2 separate regions of the Homo sapiens genome follow, and region 2 is linked to region 1. The links are chromatin loops, found by intact Hi-C in ENCODE. Cell type or tissue: heart right ventricle. All regions are shown on one strand. Links, peaks and the distances in the headings refer to the core of each region. The heading gives the core; the rest is flanking DNA.

Region 1 (8,000 bases), core at 1-8,000:
GAGGGGCCGGGGGAGGAATGGGACGGGCTAAAGGGGGACCTACATCCCGGGAACACCAAGAGGCCACTGGGTCAGTCCCCTGCCTCCCAGAAAGCCCTTCCTTGAGTTGCACACTCTGGCCTGTTCCAAGCCCCTGCCAGGCTTAGTTCCCCCTGGGTTCTAGCCTTCAGCCTTCCTGCTGCACCTGCCACCAGTCCCCTGTTGTCTTTTGGGTTCCCTGAGAAGGTAGTGTGGGAGACTGTGTCCCCTGACCTTGGCCTGAGGAAGGGACCTAGGAAACTCTCACACCCATTCTCATGGCCGTGTTTCTCTTTCCCCTCCCCTCACTGTCCACTGAGAAGCCTGGAGAAGAATCAGATCACAGCTTTGGGGGCCTGGCTCCTGGCTGAAGGACTGGCCCAGGGGTCTAGCATCCAAGTCATCCGGTAACAGAGGCCTGCAGGGGCAGGGATGGTGGGTGGGAGGCTACACCAACCCCCAGATCTAATGGGACTCCCTGGAGGAGGCGGCAGGGCCTGGGCTGGGGATTATCAAAGGAGACTTGGACCACTCCACCAAGAATTTGGCAGCAAGCAGACTTGGATCAAACCCCAGCTCTGCCACTTGCCAACTGTGTAACTTTGTAGCCATAACTCAACCTCTCTGAACCCCAATTTTCTCATCTGTGAAATGGGGATACTGATAGTATCTACCTCAGAGAGTTGTGAAGACTAAATGAGCATATAAAGCACTGAACCCAATGCCTGGCACATAGTAAGCACTTAAAATGGCAGCTATAATCAGAGCCATCACATACAGTTGTATAGGTTGTGCACTGCACAAGGGCATTAAACCTAAGGGGCACCATTCACATTGTCAACCTGCTAGATTTCTAGCAGATGAGAGTAAAGTACCTTGTTCTACCAAAATCATATATTATGACAATTTCAGACAGATGGAAGTAAAACATCTTGAAGAAAGAGGGTCTTTTCCTTATTTGCACAAATGTGTCATATGAGTGTGGCCTTAGCTGGCATCACTATCTCCCAGGGAGGAAGGTTGAGTTGGAGGACTCAGGAGGCAGGTGTGGGGTACACCCTCTCCCTAGGTCAGCTATGCTGGTCTAACACCTGCCTCTGCCAGGTAACTCTAGGCACAGCTCTACCTTTTTGGGCCTCAGCCTCCCAATCTGCAGATACGACAGATGGCAAAGATGGGAGGATGAATGAGTGCCTATATCTGTGCCCCACAGCCTCTGGAATAACCCCATTCCCTGCGACATGGCCCAGCACCTGAAGAGCCAGGAGCCCAGGCTGGACTTTGCCTTCTTTGACAACCAGCCCCAGGCCCCTTGGGGTACTTGATGGCCCCCTCAAGACCTTTGGAATCCAGCCAAGTGATGCACCCAAATGATCCACCTTTCGCCCACTGGGATAATTGACTCAGGAAAGAAGAGCCTCGGCAGGGCGCTCTGCACTCCACCCAGGAGGAAGGATACGTGTGTCCTGCTGCAGTCCTCAGGGAGAACTTTTTTGGGAACCAGGAGCTGGGTCTGGACAAAGGAGTACCCTGCATTACGTGGGATATGTGTGATCAATTGGGGACATGCGACACACAATGAGGGTGTCATGACAATGCATGACACGTACGGTTATATGTGGCAGTGTGACCCCTTGACATGTGGCGTTACATGAAAGTCAGTGTGGCACGTGTTCTGTGGCATGGGTGCTGGCATCCCAAGTAGCAGGATACATGATTGTTGGTCTATATATGACACATGACAAATGTCCATGTCACAGGACTCATGGCTGGCCAGATGACCTCAGGCTGGCCCAAGATCTAATTTATTAATTTTTAAAGCAAATACATATTTATAGATTGTGTGTATGGAGCAGCTAAGTCAGGAAAAGTCTTCCGCCCGAGCTGGGAGGGGAGAGTGTCCATGCACTGACCAGTCCAGGGGCTCAAGGGCCAGGGCTCTGGAACAAGCCAGGGACTCAGCCATTAAGTCCCCTCCTGCCTCAATCCTCAGCCTACCCATCTATAAACTTGATGACTCCTCCCTTACTTACATACTAGCTTCCAAGGACAGGTGGAGGTAGGGCCAGCCTGGCGGGAGTGGAGAAGCCCAGTCTGTCCTATGTAAGGGACAAAGCCAGGTCTAATGGTACTGGGTAGGGGGCACTGCCAAGACAATAAGCTAGGCTACTGGGTCCAGCTACTACTTTGGTGGGATTCAGGTGAGTCTCCATGCACTTCACATGTTACCCAGTGTTCTTGTTACTTCCAAGGAGAACCAAGAATGGCTCTGTCACACTCGAAGCCAGGCTTGATCAATAAACACAATGGTATTCCACGTCTAGCGTGAATCCAATGTTTCCTCTTACCCCACTGAAGTCAGAGGTGGTTCACCCCCTGCCGTAAGGACTGGACAGCAGCGCAAACAACAGAGAGGTGTGCTGAGTGGAGCACTGGCCTGGGAGTCAGGAGACATGGGTTCCCAGCTCAGGACTTGTCTCTAGTCACGTGGCCATGGGCAAGTTACCTCCTCTCTCCAGACCTCGCCTGCAACGTGAGGGTGTTATAGAAGCTCAGCATGTTAGAAACATTTTTTGTTTGACTTGCATAACATTGAAACTACTTTCTGAATTCATTGTCAGTATTCAAAATTGGGAATTTTACATAAAAATTCAGATTCTGCTTGCTTTTAAGTGCTAATCCAGCACTCCCACTGAAGAGTCACATGACTGTGCCTTTTAGATGTGCACACATGCCTCAGCTTGCTGCAGTCCCCACCACTCCCCATTGTCTTGACACCCCACCTGACCCCACTTTTTGCTGCTCTTTGACCCTGGCCTAGAGAGTTTGCATGGGTATGTTGTACCAGAGGAACATGGCTTTGGAAGTCAGACAGGCATGGAATAGAATGTGACTTAACCCTTTGCTACCTGTCTTTGAGGTATGTGGGTTAGCAGCCACCCCCACAACACACAGACACACATTAAGACTGTTGGAGAGGTCAGGAAAGCAAGACGAGCAAAGTTACCGGCAAAAAAAACAAAAAACAAAAACGAGTTATCCTAGCTCTCCTCTCTTTTTATAGCCGAATATCATATGACGTGAAGAGATGCCCAAAATGACAGATCAGCATCCTGTCTCCCTCGTGTAGTTAAAACAAGTTGATCTTAGGGGGAGCCTCCCACCCCATTGTGAAAAACCAAGTCGGGAGGGTGGTGCAGTTACAGCTGAGCACCACTGGAGGGCAGGCTAGCCCACTGGCGATTCATGAGATAACTTCCTCCACTGTGGGACCCAGAAGGAAGTTAGGAGGCGATGCTGGGGCCTGTTCCCACCCGGCCTAGTAGCTTGGGATGTCCCAGCCTACCAGTGACATCACCTGGGTGGCTTGGCCTTGACCTTTGCAGCCCTCCAGGTTGTTCCTGGCCCCCTGCCAAGCATGAGGAGAAAGTCCTCCAGCCAAGTGCCAAGCACCCATACTTCACACAGGGCCACCCTTACCGGGCCAGGGTCAGGGCACACCTAGCACCAAATGGGCCCGTCAGCCTGCTCATGGGGGAAAAAGTAGGCAGGAAGAGGATCCAAGAAGTTTACCAGGCAACCCTGGGTCCGAAATTCTGTCTCCCTTTCCTGGGACATGATGCCGAGTTGACCTTGGCCTTCAGTGTGCCCAAGATCACCTTCACACTAGAGGGGTTGCATTGCCTCCTCTCCTTGCCCAAGAATGAAGGATGAATCCCTCAAAGCCTGGAAATAGCTTGGCAGGGGAGCCAAGGCCGAGGAAGGAGCAGAGGATACCAGCAGAGGCACCTGGCCATGGGGGACAGGGGACCCCGGAGCTCAAGGACACTATTTTCATTTGCTGCTTAGCCATTTTACTTCTCTCTTCGCCTTTTCCCCCCTTCATATCTGCCCAAATTCTACACTCCAAGAAACTTTCAGCAGCTTCCCTGAAATAAACCATAGTATTGCGGCACTGCAGAGCTGGCTGGGCCTACATCAAGTTGGTGTGAAATTGCCTTGTTCATTTTATTAAGAAACTTCCTCTCTTGCCACCTGCCTGCTTGGAGGCCTTAACCGTTTTTTGATTTTTCTTTTTCTTTTTCTTTTTTTTGAGACGGAGTCTTGCTCTGTCACCCAGGCTGGAGTGCAGTGCTGCAATTTGGGCTCACTGCAACCTCTGCCTCCCGGGTTCAAGCAATTCTCCTGCGTCAGCCTCCTGAGTAGCTGGGATTACAGATGTTCGCCACCACACCTGGCTAATTTTTGTATTTTTAGTAGAGACGGAGTTTCACTATGTTGGCCAGGCTGGTCTCAAACTCCTGACCTCAAGTGATCCACGTGCCTTGGCCTCCCAAAGTGCTGGGATTACAGGCATAAGCCACCATGCCCGGCCTGTTTTTCTATCCAGCACGGATGGAGTACAGCCTCCCTGCCCCCTTCCTCCCCAAAGTAGGCTCAGTTTAAATATATACATGAAAACAAATAAAATTCAAAGAAAAGCAAGGTTATGGGGTGGCAAGCAGTAAGATCCAATGGAAGCTCCCCGTCTCTGCATGTGAGCCATCGCACTGAGAATGCGATCAGGCTGGTAAGTACCCGCGTCTATCTGCAAGATGGGGAGAATCTCCTTTTACTACTTTGTCTCTTGGCCTCAGTCTTATAATTGTACAAATTGAACGTTCATCTTTCTTTTTTAGTTTTATTTATTATTATTATTTTATTTTTCCATAAGTTATTGGGATATAGGTGGTGTTTGGTTACATGAGTAAGTTCTTTAGTGGTGATTCATGAGATTTTGGTGCACCCAGCGCCCGAGCAGTATACACTGCACCATATTTGTAATCTTTTATCCCTCGCCCCTCTCCCACTCTTCCCCCGCAAGTCCCCAAAGTCCATTGTGTCTGAATGTCCATCTTTCTGATGGAAGTCACAGACTCCCCCTTCGCCTCCTTCACATGCCTCAGGTGCTGTCAAATTGCCTCCTCTATCCTTCCCCTAAACACACATCTGTCCAGCCAGTGGTTCCCAAGCTGTAAAACTGCAGTTACATAAATTGTAAGGGTGTCAGGATCCTGTCACCATGCAGATTCTGGTTCAGCAAGTCTGGGGCAGGATACCCAGACTTCTCCAGCCCTTCCAGACAGCCCCAGACACCTGGGATTCTGCATTTCTAAGAAGCCCCCAAGTGATGGCCATGTTGCTGGGCCATACTTAGCTTAGCAAGACTGTAGATGAGTGGATCGCAACCCTGACTGCACATTAGAGTCACCTGGGAAGCTTTTAAAAATCACTATTTTTAAAAGGAGTATTTGGGCTGAGTGCAGTGGCTCACGCTTATAATCCCAGCACTTTGGGAGGCTGAGGCAGGAGGATCACCTGAGCTCAGGAGTTTGAGACCAGCCTGGGCAAAATGGCGAAACCTCGTCTCTACAAAAAAACACAAAAATTAGCCGGGCGTGGTAGCATGCACCTGTAGTCCCAGCTACTCGGGGCGGGGGGTAGGGGTGGGGTGGGGTGCTGAAGTAGGAGGATCCCTTGAGTCTAGAAGGTGGAGGCTGCGGTGAGCCAAGATCATGCCACTGCACTCCAGCCTGGAGGACAGAGCAAGACCCTGTCTTGGGGGAAAAAAAGAGTATTTAGAAAGCTCCCTGAGTGATTCTAGTGTGCAGCCGCAGTGGAGACCCACTGGTCTGGAGTATGCCGTCTCTTGGAGAGGCTGGGCAAGCCTTTGCACCTGCACCTGCACCCCTTATTTTGTCCTGAGGATCCCATGACCCTCCCTCCCCAGAGAGGGACACTAACTCCAGAGACTTTTCCTAACTTTTCCAAAGGTACAAAGCTGGTAACTGGTGGCACCAGGAATCAAACCCAGGTCACTCCTGTGACACCCACAGTTTTCTCATCTGTATAGTAAGGGGATGAGCAAAAGGAGGTTAGGCACGAGGACCTATGTTCTTCAGCTGCAAAGATGATCTTATGGCTCATTTCTGCACTCCCTTGGGGAGAGTTCTGGATCCTCAGCCACCTGCCCTGCCTGGTTATTTCTGTAGAGCATCGCCAGCTGTGATGTACTCTAGGCCCAACAATCACAGCAACAATCTCCTCTATTTTACAGATGAGGAAACCAAGACACAGAGAGAGAACATGACTTGCCTAAGGTCACACAGTGAGTATTTAGTGGGGCTCAGACTCCAACTCTGGAACAAAAGGAAAGGGTGACTTTGGAGTGGTCCTGGACTGGAGATTTAACTGGTCTGCGGGTCTGTGTGTTCCCTGGAGAGAGAGAGACCCTCAGGAAGGCAGGAGGGCTGTGCACCCTTCTTGGGCTCTGCTTCTGCCCCCAACCCTACCCTTCATGGCCAAAGCTAGGCCTGAGGACCTGTGATGCACTCTAGGCACATCCAGAGCTTCCAGGAAAGACCATTCAGTGGCTGGTTTGGTAAAGATCATCTCTCGGCCAGGCGTGGTGGCTCACGCCTGCAATCCCAGCACTTTGGGAGGCTGAGGCGGGCGGATCACGAGGTCAGGAGATCGAGACTATCTCGGCTAACACAGTGAAACCCCGTCTCTACTAAAAATACAAAAAATTAACTGGGTGTGGTGGCGGGCGCCTGTAGTCCCAGCTACTCGGGAGGCTGAGGCAGGAGAATGGCACGAACCCAGGAGGTGGAGCTTGCAGTGAGCTGAGATTGCACCACGGCACTCTGGCCTGGGCAAAAAGAGCGAGACTCCATCTCAAAAAAAAAAAAAAAAAAAAAAAAAGATCATCTCATCCCGGGGCAAGGCTCAGGAAGTTCCAGGGACTGCTGGTCTTTGTCCTGCCTCCCAATTACCCCAGTGAAGAACCCTCCCCTTGGCCCTTGGAAGCCACACCTGGAGGCTCATCCCACACACACCCCAACCTAGCTGTCCAGAAAGAGACCTTTGCCCTGGGAAGGAGAGAACAGTAGAGGAGCTTTCCCCAGGGAAGAAAGGCCAACTGGGGACCCCTTGGTTAGGAGCCTGGGGCCAGAGGCATCAGTGGTCCTCATGGGACCCTTAGTCCTCCACCTCCCACTCCCCAACACACACCCACACATACTTCAGCACAGGGTCAGAGCTGAGGGAGGTGTCTGAGGTTGTCTGGAAGGGCTGGAGAAGTCTGGGTATCCTGATCCTAGAAAGGGACCGTCCCTGCATCAGAGTGACCACAACCCTGGAACTTAAAAAATAGCAATTATATGGCCGGGTGTGGTGGCTCATGCCTGTAATCCTAGCACTTTGGGAGGCCGAGGCAGGTGGATCATGAGGTCAGGAGATCGAGACCATCCTGGCCAACACGGTGAAACCCTGTCTCTACTAAAAATACAAAAAATTAGCCGGGTGTGGTGGCGGGCACCTGTAGTCCCAGCTACTCGGGAGGCTGAGGCAGGAGAATGGCGTGAACCCGGGAGGCAGAACTTGCAGTGAGCCGAGATCGTGCCACTGCACTACAGCCTGAGCGACAGAGCGAGACTCCGTCTCAACAACAACAAAAAAATAGCAATTATACACTAGCCCTGCTGTCTACACTTGCCTGGCACGTTACGGTCTCACTGAATTCTGTCTCATTGGATTCTCACAACCATCCCATAAAGCAAATACTAAGTCTATCCTATTTTACAGAGAAGGAGAGCAAGGGCCAGAGGATTGAGTGATTTCACCTAGGCAGCCGCTGAGCGGCTGGGATTCAAACTCATGGCCATGACTCCATGCCTGAGGTTTGACAATGGAGTCAGCCACACCTGCCTCTAACCAGGAGATCCTTGAGGGGATCCCTCAAGGATCCTGATATGTTTCCATATCAACCCCCTGTGGCACATGGTATTTTCTAAAGACAGCCATCACAGTATCTTCCGTCCCACATGCTCTTCCTATTATGTGACGGTGACACCCCTCTGTGACTACAACAGAAGTGACATTATGTGACTCCCAAGGCAAGGGCCTGAAACAGATGATAACGCTTCCACTTGCCTCTCTTG
Region 2 (10,691 bases), core at 1-8,000, 200 kb after region 1:
TTAAAACCAAAAGAGTTATCTGTAGATCAAACTTGCCTGCCTTGTGACATGAATCCATTGGCAAGAGAAAACAAAACAAAACAAAACAAAGACCTGCCTCCTTTTTTAGACGCTATCTGCATAGATTCTTCATGTTTCCCTTTTTGCCTAGGCTGCTAGGAAGTTCAACAAATAATCAACAGCCTTAAACTTGCTGCAAGTCAATTCTCCCCTCCACACCACCAGCTTTTAAAGATACATCGCTTTAACTCTTCTGTCTTATGTGGTTTAATATCATATTCCATCTGGTGTTCTTTCTGAATCTACAAGGAATAACGATAGTGATAAATCAATGAACACCACCAGACATCTGTGAAGAATACTGAGATTGGTTCTTCAGGACACATTCTGATACCGAATGAAAAGTGTATCTCCTTCTCCAGGAGCTGGGAGCCTTTCTACCCACCTCCCCTTCCTCCCACCATACCAGGAACATTCATCAAATCCTGGGAAACAGAAGGGTTTGATGGAGAATTAGCTTCCATTTTCTCATTTATTTCCTGCTCCATGCAGCCTTCTCTGATCCCTCTGGGAGAAGCACATCCTCTGGGCACCTCTCTCACTGACCAAGAGCTCCTGGAAAGCAGGCTGTGGGCCCAGGGTCCCCACCACTCCCTCCATAATGACAGATCCTGGGAAGGTAGCAGCAAAGCCACACGTGGTCATTAAGACCATAGGCCAGAAAAGTCAGAAAAATCACTCCTGTGGAGGAGGGCTGTGAGATCTTGGGCAAAGAACTGGCCTCTGAGCCTCAGTTTTCTCACCTAAAATGGGGCCGACTAAGAAGATCTAAAGGCCTTGGCAAAGGGCCTGAGCCTAGTGCTGGCCTGATAGATGGGAGCTACCATGGCTTCCCAGCAGATGGTGGTGCCTGTTGGATTAACCCCCACATATCCCATTTCAGACCCAGTGGAACTACCTGTTGCCAGAGAAACAGCTCAGGATGCAGCTTCTCCAACAAGCAGATTTTTTTTTTATTTCTTTTTTTTTTTGAGACGGAGTCTCTTTCTGTCTCCCAGGCTGGAGTGCCGTGGCGCCATCTCGGCTCACTGCAAGCTCCACCTCCCGGGTTCACGCCATTCTCCCGCCTCAGCCTCCCGAGTAGCTGGGACTGCAGGCACCCACCACCATGCCAGGCTAATTTTGTTGTATTTTTAGTAGAGATGGGGTTTCACCCTGTTAGCCGGGATGGTCTCCGTCTCCTGACCTCGTGATCTGCCCACCTCGGCCTCCCAAAGTGCTGGGATTACAGGCGTGAGCCACCACACCTGGCCCCAACAAGCAGATTTCTAAGGCACTAAAATGTGCAGGTCATTTTCAGAACTCTGATGGAAGACCCTCATCCCCTCAAAGGCACTGCAGGTAGGGAGCAAAAGGAGCCCACTTCCCTCACACCCAGTCCCTGAGAGTCAAGAGACCCAAGTGCCAAGCTCTATTACAGGACTCCTGGCAAGTCCTTCTAACTAGACCTCAATGTCTACGTCTGTGTAATGGGACCCAGATGCGCAGGGCTGGATTGCTGAGGCCACAGGGGATGCCCCCACCCATCCCAACCCCAATCAGGAACACAAGCCTGCCCTAGAGGAAGCTACCAAGACCCTTGCGGCCCACAGCAGCAACATCCTCCTCTTACTCCAATGCCTTCCATTCCCCCTATTGCCCCTATTGCTAGTCTCTTTCTTTTTTCTTTTCTTTTTTTTTTTTTGTGTGTGTGTTTGTCTGTTTGAGACAAAGTCTCATTCTGTCACCCAGGCTGGAGTGCAGTGGTGCGATCAAAGTCACTGTAGCCTCAAACTCCCAGGCACAAGGGGTCCTCCTACCTCAGCCTCCCAAGTAGCTGAGACCACAGGCGCATACCACCATGCCTGGCTATTTTTTTTTTCCTTTTTTTTGTAGAGACAGGGTCTCAATATGTTGCCCAGGCTGGTCTTGAACTTCTGGCCACAAGCAATCCTCCTGTCCATCAGGGGCCAGCCTCAGGATCCACCTCACCAGGGATGCTGAGGGATCCCTCACAGGGATCTTGCCAGTCATCATCCTCCACCCAGCAAGATCCCTCTTCTGTTCCAAAACCTCTTAAGGCCACCAACAGAACCTAGACCCTGTAGCTCGCAGAAGTTACACAAGGCCCTTGGCTTCTGTCCACACCAGAAACAAGTGCTTCAACTCCAGCACCACCAACCTGTTGGCTACTCCCTGCAAATTAATTCAACTTTCTCATCACCACATCTTGGCTCACACTGTTCCCTGCCCTTGGAACACCCTTTCCCTGCGTCTGCCTCAGATTTCAGTGAAGTCTCTGCTCAAAAACCACCTCCTCCAACAAGCCTTCCTGGTCGTGAAATTGCTCTCCTTCTCCTCTGCCCTTTCGCACCACTTCTCACACCCACCTGGCTCTCCCCTGGGCAGCCAGGCAGCTGCTCATGGCTGTGCCCCTCACAACCAGCCCAGAGCAGAGCATTCTAGCGGTGGCGGGGTCAGTGGCTCTCCCCATCTGCAGAATTAAATGATTCCAGGAACTAGACCTCTTCCCTCAGAAGACAGAATCTTCTCCCCTTCTCCCCCACCCCCCAAAAGAGAAACAAACAAAAAACTCTGGGAGAACTGTTAAAAATGAATTTCTGGCTGTACTTCCTGAGATTCAAATTCCGATTGCACATTTTTTTCCGGGGGTGGAGTCCAATAATCTAAATTTTAAACAAACCCGCCAGGAGATTCAGAGGTTGGGGAGGGGGCCCACAGAGATCTGAGAAATCCTGAAATGAGATAGCACTGACCCAGGTAGAGGTGGGCCCGCACCTGGAGAGGTCAGGGAAGGGAGACTGGACCTCAGCCCAGGGTCTGGCACCAAAGCAACCACCCTGCCCTCTAGCTTGGGCCTCGCAGCAGCGCTAGCACCCAGCAATAGGAGACAATGGGAAATGTCCACTCGCTGGATTGCTAAGAAATACAGGTCCTGGCCCAACTCCAATTCCACCTGAGTCCTCTGAAAATGTATCAGGCCCTCACCCACCCAGGGCACCCACCCAGCTTCCAGACCCTCACGAAAGGGTGGCAGAGGAAGAAGCTAACATCCGGGCCTGTGGCTGGTGTGGGAGTGGAGGATGTTCCCATGGGTCCGCCTCAGTTGGGGTCTGTACAGGGGTCTGGGAGAGAGTAGGAGTCTTGCCCCTGGCTACCCACAAACCCCTCCCTCCAGCGATATCTCGGTCCCGTGGGGCTGGCTAAACCGGCTGAAACCTGGCGGGTCACCCAGAGAAAGCTAGAAGAGCCCGGCTCCCGCGCGGGCGCCCACAGGGTAGTGCCTGAGTGTGCGTGTTGGGGAGTCGGATGTGCCCTCTAGATTAGATGAGGAATGTTCATGGGTGCGGCCACCCGGAGCCGCTGGGAGCGGGACAGAAGGTGGTCAGAGAGTGGACTTTGCCTCAGACTGGGTTCCCTAGAGGGCTGGGGGCACTGTCCGGGCAGAAAGAGGGGTGAAAAAGAGAGAGGAGGGAAGGGAGGGCTGGGAAGGGTTGGCGGGTTGTGCGCAGTGACTGTGGCTCCGGTGGGGGCTTCTGTGGCCGCTGGTAACCACCTTGGAGGGGGCACGATGGGGCACGGGCAGTGGGCACTCTGTACACGGTGCAGGGTGCTCACGCTCGCAGCGACGGCCACGGGGTAGTGTCGTGGTGAGAGGGATGCAGGGCGATCTTGGGGGCGTCCGTGCGGGAAGCGCCCTAGGGGTACGCGCAGCGCGTCGGTGACAGTGTGAGCCCGGGTGGGGAGCGCAAGGTTCGCGAAAAATGAACGCAGCGCCGGAGTCCCTCACCCATCCTGGCCGGACCGGGAGCCCCCGGCCAACCCCGTGGGCCCGCGCGTGCTCTCACCAGCTGCAGCAGCATGAGCGCCCCGAGGCGGGAGCGCACGAAGCCCAGGTCCGGGCGCAGCGCCGACACCGAGGCTTCGGCGCCCTGCGCAGGACTGCTGGTCCGCGTGCTAACTTTCGACGGGAACTCGGCCATGGCGGCTCCGCTTGCCTCCCGAGGTCGCTACGGCCGCCGTCGCCGCCCCTCCAGCGGTGGGTGCCGGCTCCCGCGCCGCTTTTCCCCCAGGCTCCGGATCCCTGTGTGGCTCCAGGCGCTGCAGGAGGCGTCGGGGCTGGGAGCCTGGGGCGCCAGGTGCGGCCGAGATCCCGGCTCCGCCCCCGCCGCCGGGGCCGCCCCCTTAACCCTTTGCTCGCCGCCGCCGCCCCAGCCGCGACCGGTTCGTGGGCAGCCGCGTCCACTCCCCGGACCAGTAAACAACCCCGGGTCCGTGAATCGGCTCCGCCAGCACCAGCCTAGACCGCTTCGCCGGCCTCCCCCGGGGCAAGCCGCCCGCTGGGAATTTCCCGGCTCTCGCCCAGGCCGTGGTAGCTTCCGCGCCTAGGGATAAACTTGTGGTAGCTCGCGGGGGACACCGCTCTCCCAGGCGCTTTCTACGCGCTGTGCACCCTCGGCCTAGGCCCCGGCGCAGCGACTCTTGAAGAGTCCCGGGAGAAGGCTGGATGCGGTGGCTCCTGCCTCTGATCGCAGCACTTTGGGAGGCTAAGGTGAAAGGATAATTTCAGGCCAAGAGTTCGAGACCAGCCTGGGTAACACAGTGAGACGCCCCCCCTCCCCCCGTCTGTATTTTATAGAAAAGAAAGTAAAGAAGAATCCTGGGAGACCCAGCGCGGGGAAGGGGAGGGTCTGGGTAAGCGGTGGGTAAGCGGTAGAAGGGGGAGGTCCTTTTCTGCCTATTAATGCTGTTTTCACTTCTGAACATATTTTATATAACTTAGATGATCGCGGAGCCTCAGTTTCCTCGTCTGTCATATAGATACGAAGGAAACCTGCCTCACAGAGCGTTGTAGGGAATAAATGAAATATTCCCCAGAAAGCTCCTGACAGCGTGAGGGAGGAGGGGTCACTCAGAAGATGGGAGGTCATATACAGTTTCATTGCCACACATGCACCCTAAAATACTTACACACACACACACACCTCTTGAGCCTAGAGGTTTGCACAGATAGGTCATCATGCATTCATCAACCAATGTTTGCTGAACACCTACTACATGCCAGGCCCTGTGGATACAGCAGGAAACGAAGTAGACAAGGCCTTCTTGGCTCCCACATTTTTTTTTTCCCAAATACCCACTTAAAAAGAGAGCCACTTAAAAAATTGTTTTTAACTGACATGTAATATTAGGTTGGTGCAAAAGTTATACGGTTTTTGCATATAAAAGTATAGCAAAAACCGCAATTACTTTTTCGGCAACCTATAATTGTACCTAAATATGGGGTACCATGTGATGTTTTGGTACCTGTGTACGTTGTGTAAAAAAATCAAATCAAGGTACTTAGCATATCCATCACCTCATACATTTATGGCTTCTTTGGGGTGAGAACATTCAAAATCCCCACTTCTAGCTACCATATTTTGAAATATACAATATTAGGGCCAGGCGCTGTGGCTCACGCCTATAATCCCAGCACTTTGGGAGGCCAAGGCAGGCAGATCACCAGAGGTCATGAGTTTGAGACCAGCCTGGTCAACATGGCAAAACCCTGTCTCTACAAAAATACAAAAAAATTAGCCAGGCATGATGGTGGGTGCCTGTAGTCCCAGCTACACAGGAGGCTGAGACAGGAGAATCACTCGAACCCAGGGAGGCAGAGGTTGCAGTGAGCTGAAATCATGCCACTGCACTCCAGCCTGGGTGACAGAGCCAGACTCCATCTAAAAACAAAAACAAAAAAAGAAAAGAAATGTACAATATTGGTATTTTTTTCTTTTTACTTTTATTTATTTTGAGGCGAGGTCCCACTCTGTCACCCAGGCTGGAGGGCAGTGGCATGATCATAGCCTACTGCAGCCTCCAACCCCTAGGCTCAAGTGATCTTCTCACCTCAGCCTCCCTAGTAGCTAGGACTACAGGTGCACGCCACCATGCCCAACTAATTTTTTTTTTTTTTTGAGATGGAGTCTTGCTGGAATTACAGGCTCGAGCCACCATGCCCAGCTAATTTTTTGTATCTGTAATAGAGACTGGGTTTCACCATGTTGGCCAGGCTGGTCTTGTGATCCGCCCACCTTGGCCTCCCAAAGGGCTGGGATTACAGGCATCAGCCACTGGGCCCAGCCCTGACTAATTTTTTTAAATTTTTTTGTAGAGATGGGGTCTCTCCATGTTGCCCAGACTGGTTTCGCACTCCTGGCCTCAAGCGATCCACCCGCCTTGGCCTTTCAAAGTGCTGGAATTACAGGTGTGAGCCACCATGCCCAGCCCTAACTGTAACTTTGTACCTGTTAACCAACCTCTTTGTATCCTCCCACTACACCCCAGCCTCCTGTAACCACTATTCTACTCTACTATGAGATCAATTTATTTATTTATTTATTTGAGATGGCGTTTTGCTCTTGTTGCCCAGTCTGGAGTGCAATGGCGCGACCTCGGCTCACTGCAACCTCCGCCTCCCAGGTTCAAGCAATTCTCTTGCCTGAGTAGCTCGGATTACAGGCGCCCGCCAGCACGCTAAGCTAATTTTTTGTAATTTTAGTAGAGACAAGGTTTCACCATGTTGGCCAGGCTGGTATCAAACTCCTGAAATCAGGTGATCCACCTGTCTTGGCCTCCCAAAGTGCTGGGATTACAGGCGTGAGCCACTGCACCTGGCCGAGATCAACTTCTTTATTTCATTCCACATATGAGAGAGACCACGTGGTGTTTGTCTTTCTATGCCTGGCTTATTTCACTCACATGATGTCCTCCAGGTTCATCTGTGTTGCCACAAATGATAGGATTTCAGTCGTTGGATCCCACTGTCTGGTGGGGATGAGAAGTAATAAACCCGGGAGGAATAATACTTTCAGATAGTGACAAACGCTGTGACTAAAGTAAAATGGGGGAATGTGACACAGAGTCACCCACAGGTGATTTCTGGGTTAAGGTGGTCAAGGAAGACCTGTGGGAAGAGGTGACATTTATGCAGAGACCCAAATCATGAGTAGGGGCTAGCCTTGGGAATTCTGGGGGAAGAATTTAATAAGTGCAGGAGCCCTGAGGCTGGACCAGTTTTGAGAACAGAAAAAGGTCCTTGGTAGGGCTAGAGCCAAGTGAGTAAGGGTGAGATTGGCAACACGGGCCAGGGCCGGATCACACAGGCTATTTAGAGGACTGTATTAGTGCCCTGTGGCTGCTCTAACTTGGTGACTTAAAACAACAGAAATTTGGCCAGGCACGGTGGCTCACGGCTGTAATCCCAGCACTTTGGCAGGTGGATCACCTGAGGTCAGGAGTTCCAGATCAGCCTGGCCAACATGGCGAAACCCTGTTTCTACTAAAAATACAAAAAAATAGCTGGGCGTGGTAGTACACGCCTGTAATCCCAGCTACTCAGGAGGCTGAGGCAGGAGAATCACTTGAACCCGGGAGGCGGAGGTTGCAGTTAGCTGAGATTGAGCCATTGCACTCTAGCTTGGGCAACAAGAGTGAAACACGGTCTCAAAAAAAAAAAAAGAAAAGAAAACCCAGAAATTTACTCTCCTGTAGTCCTGGAGGCCAGAAGTCTGAAATCAGTTTCACTGAGCCAAAATCTTCCAAAATTTGGGAAGAGCCAAAATCAGGTGTCCTGAGGGTCATGCTCCCTTTGCAGAGTCTAGAGGAGAATCCCATCCTTGTTCTTCCAACCCTGGTGGGGCCTGCTGGCATTCCTCAACTTATGACTGCATCAACCCTGTCTCTGCCTCCTACGTCACATGGCCTCCTCCTTTTCTGTATGTATAACATCTCTCTCTGCCTCTCTTATAAGGACACTTGTGATTGTGTTAGGGCCACCCAGATACTCCAGAATAGTTTTCCTCAAATAAAGAATCTTAATTTGAGGCTGGGCGCAGTGGCTCATGCCTGTAAACCTAGCACTTTGGGAGGCCAAGGCAGGAGGATGGGTTTGGCTCAGGAGTTTGAGACCAGCCTGGGCAACACAGCAAATACCCCTGTCTCTAAAAAAAAAAAAAAAATTGGCCGGGCGTGGCGGTGCACACCTGTGGTTCCAGCTACTTAGGAGGCTGAGGTGGGAGGATTGCTTAAGCCCCAGGAGGTTGAGGTTACAGTGAACCATGTTTTTGCCTCTGCACTCCAGCCTGGGTGACAGAGCAAGACCCTGTTTCAAAAGGAAAAAAAAAGAAAAAGAATCTTAATTTAGTCACTTAATCTGTAAAGACCTTTTTACTTTATAAGGTAAAATGGACAGGTTCCAAGAATTAGGATCTGTTCTGTTTGTTTGTTTGAGACAGGGTCTCACTCTGTTGCCCAGGCTGGAGTGCAGTGGTGCCATCCTGGCTCACTACAACCTCCGCCTCCAGGTTTCAAGCAATCCTCCTGCCTCAGCCTCCTGAGTAGCTGGGACCACAGGTCCTTGAGCCACCATGACTCACCAATTTTTTGTAAAGACTGGGTTTCACCATGATGCCCAGGCTGGTCTCGAACTTGAGCTCAAGCAATCCTCCTGCCTTGACCTCCCAAAGTGCATGAGCCACTGATACATCTTTTAGTGGCAATTATACAGCCTACCACAATGATGGAGAAGGGCTAACATTTTATTTTAAGGCTTGGAGTGTTTTTTTTTTTTGAGACGGAGTCTCGCTTTGTCGCCCAGGCTGGAGTGCAGTGGCGTGATCTCAGCTCACTGCAAGCTCTGCCTCCCGGGTTCACGCCATTCTCCTGCCTCAGCCTCAAAGAGTAGCTGGGACTACCGGCACCCGCCACCACGCCTGGGTAATTTTTTGTATTTTTAGTAGAGATAGAGTTTCACCGTGTTAGCCAGGATGGTCTCGATCTCCTGACCGCGTGATCTGCCTGCTTTGGCCTCCCAAAGTGCTGGGATTACAGACGTGAGCCACTGCGCCCGGCCAAGGCCTGGAGTGTTTTAAGCAGGCGAGAGACAAGCTCTGATGAACACTTTAAAAATATCACTGGTTGATGCTGACTTAACCCTTTACTCAACGGGATGTTCAACCCCCTCCCCTCAATGCACCTGAGCCCCTTCCCCTGTCCCAGCACCCCACTTGCAGTAGGTGCTCTGGAAATGAGGAGTCTTCTTGGTAGCTGCAAAATTGTTACTCAGAGACCAGCCTCTCTGCAGACAAGTCCAAGTGCAGAACAAAGCTCGGGTGAGCCCTTAATTTTATTGTGACACAGAAAACAAAAAGATGATTGTTTCTGAGGCAGATTCTAAAACAGTAGGGTGTTTTTGTTTTGGTTTTGGTTTGGATTTTGTGGGTTTTTTTTTTTTTGTTAATCCCACTTTCATTCTTTTCAAATGGCAGCAAGCAAGACTGAAAAGACTGAATCACTCCACTGTTTTTCACTTTGACATTTTCTCCCAAACCAACTTCACTCGCCCCCCAGTCAGAAAAAGTGGGAAGGAACCTGTCCCCAGACTGGAACCAGCTGCCCACCCACAGTCTCCGCTGGCGCCACGGGGTCCTGGATTCTTAGGATGGGGTGGGGGGACAGACAGCCTGTCTACTGCCAGGACCGGCCTCCCCTTCCCGGGCTCTGAGCAGCCTATCTCCACACGGGATACCTGCAGTACATGTCTTGCCTCAGTTTTCTCCAGTTCTACAAAAGTTCCCTGCTCTGACCTTATCCCCACTGCGTACTGGGCCTGCCCAGCTGTGGCCCCAGCTACTCAGCTACTCAGCAGTGGGGGTTCAGGCACGAAGCAGATGTTTAGTGTGTGCCTCGGGAGTGCCAGGCCCTGGGGATGGAGCTGTGAGCTGTGATGAGGGCCCCCACCTTCAAGGAGTCTAGTGGGGGAGACAGACAGTCTAGATGTACAAACCCACCAAGAAATAGCAACTCACCAGTAGTGATGATGTCACCACAGAAAAAGGGCAGGGAGCCAGGGGAGAGAGTAATTCTGAGGATTGGGAGTTGTCATTTAGATAACTGGGTCAAGGAAGGTCTAAACATTTTAGCAGAGACCTGGAGGATGAACAAGAATCAGACAGGAGAAGAACATTGCAGGCAGGGAAAACTGCCTTCTGTGCAAAGGCCCTGAGTCAGGGAAGACTTTGAGATCTCTGAGGAAGCACCGAGGGATAAGAGTTGGGAAGATAGGGAGAGATGAGGTTCAACAGGCAGCCAAGAGTCAGATCACTTGGGTCTTAAACCACTGAAGGATTTACACTATTAGATTTACAATTGTTGTTGTAGCTGGGTGTGGTGGCTCACACCTGTAATCCCAGCACTTTGGGAGGCCAAGGCAGGCGGATCACCTGATTTCAGGAGTTTGAGACCAGCCTGGCCAACATGGTGAAACCCTGTCTCTACTAATACAAAACAATTAGCCGGGTGTGGTGGTGCATGCCTGTAATCCCAGCTACTTGGGAGGCTGAGGCAGGAGAATCACTTGAACCCAGGAGGCAGAGGTTGCAGTGAGCTGAGACTGCACCATTGCACTCCAGCCTGGGCAACAAGAACAAAACTCTGTCTCAAAAAAAAAAAAAAAAGACAATTGTTGTTGACACAGGGTCTCACTCTGATGCCCAGGCTGGAGTGCAATCGCATGATCATGTCCCTCTGCAGTCTTGAACTCCTGGGCCCGAGTGATCCTCCCAGTTTTACTTCCCCAGTAGCTAGAA

Evidence for each region. A loop is a pair of places that touch in the nucleus more often than their neighbours do. Peaks named below come from ENCODE experiments on the same cell type or tissue, not always from the same donor. Only the 100,000 strongest peaks of a DNase experiment are listed, where the experiment ranks them.
Region 2: it touches region 1 in a loop (2.6-fold over the local background); 32 of 110 quality-filtered maps call a loop at or near these places.

What each region holds. Positions count from the first base shown.
Region 1 is chr16:57,081,186-57,089,185 of GRCh38, forward strand. NLRC5 (NLR family CARD domain containing 5) reads left to right here. Exons shown (of 49, transcript NM_001384950.1): 48 at 342-425; 49 at 1,232-2,335. The coding sequence ends at 1,343. Among named protein-coding and RNA genes, the nearest start is that of CPNE2, 7.4 kb to the right of the region's middle. RefSeq lists an enhancer at 3,348-3,477. In heart right ventricle, for the core only: CTCF peaks have their summits at 3,234 (motif pointing right) and 3,440; a DNase peak (open chromatin) is centred at 3,256.
Region 2 is chr16:57,280,498-57,291,188 of GRCh38, forward strand. It overlaps PLLP (plasmolipin), which reads right to left and starts at 4,175. Exons shown (of 4, transcript NM_015993.3): 1 at 3,909-4,175. The coding sequence starts at 4,043. RefSeq lists an enhancer at 3,253-3,914 and silencers at 3,959-4,368, 6,618-6,830. In heart right ventricle, for the core only: no CTCF peak of the experiment used is centred there; no DNase peak of the experiment used is centred there; H3K4me3 peaks cover 2,032 bases; H3K27me3 peaks cover 1,297 bases.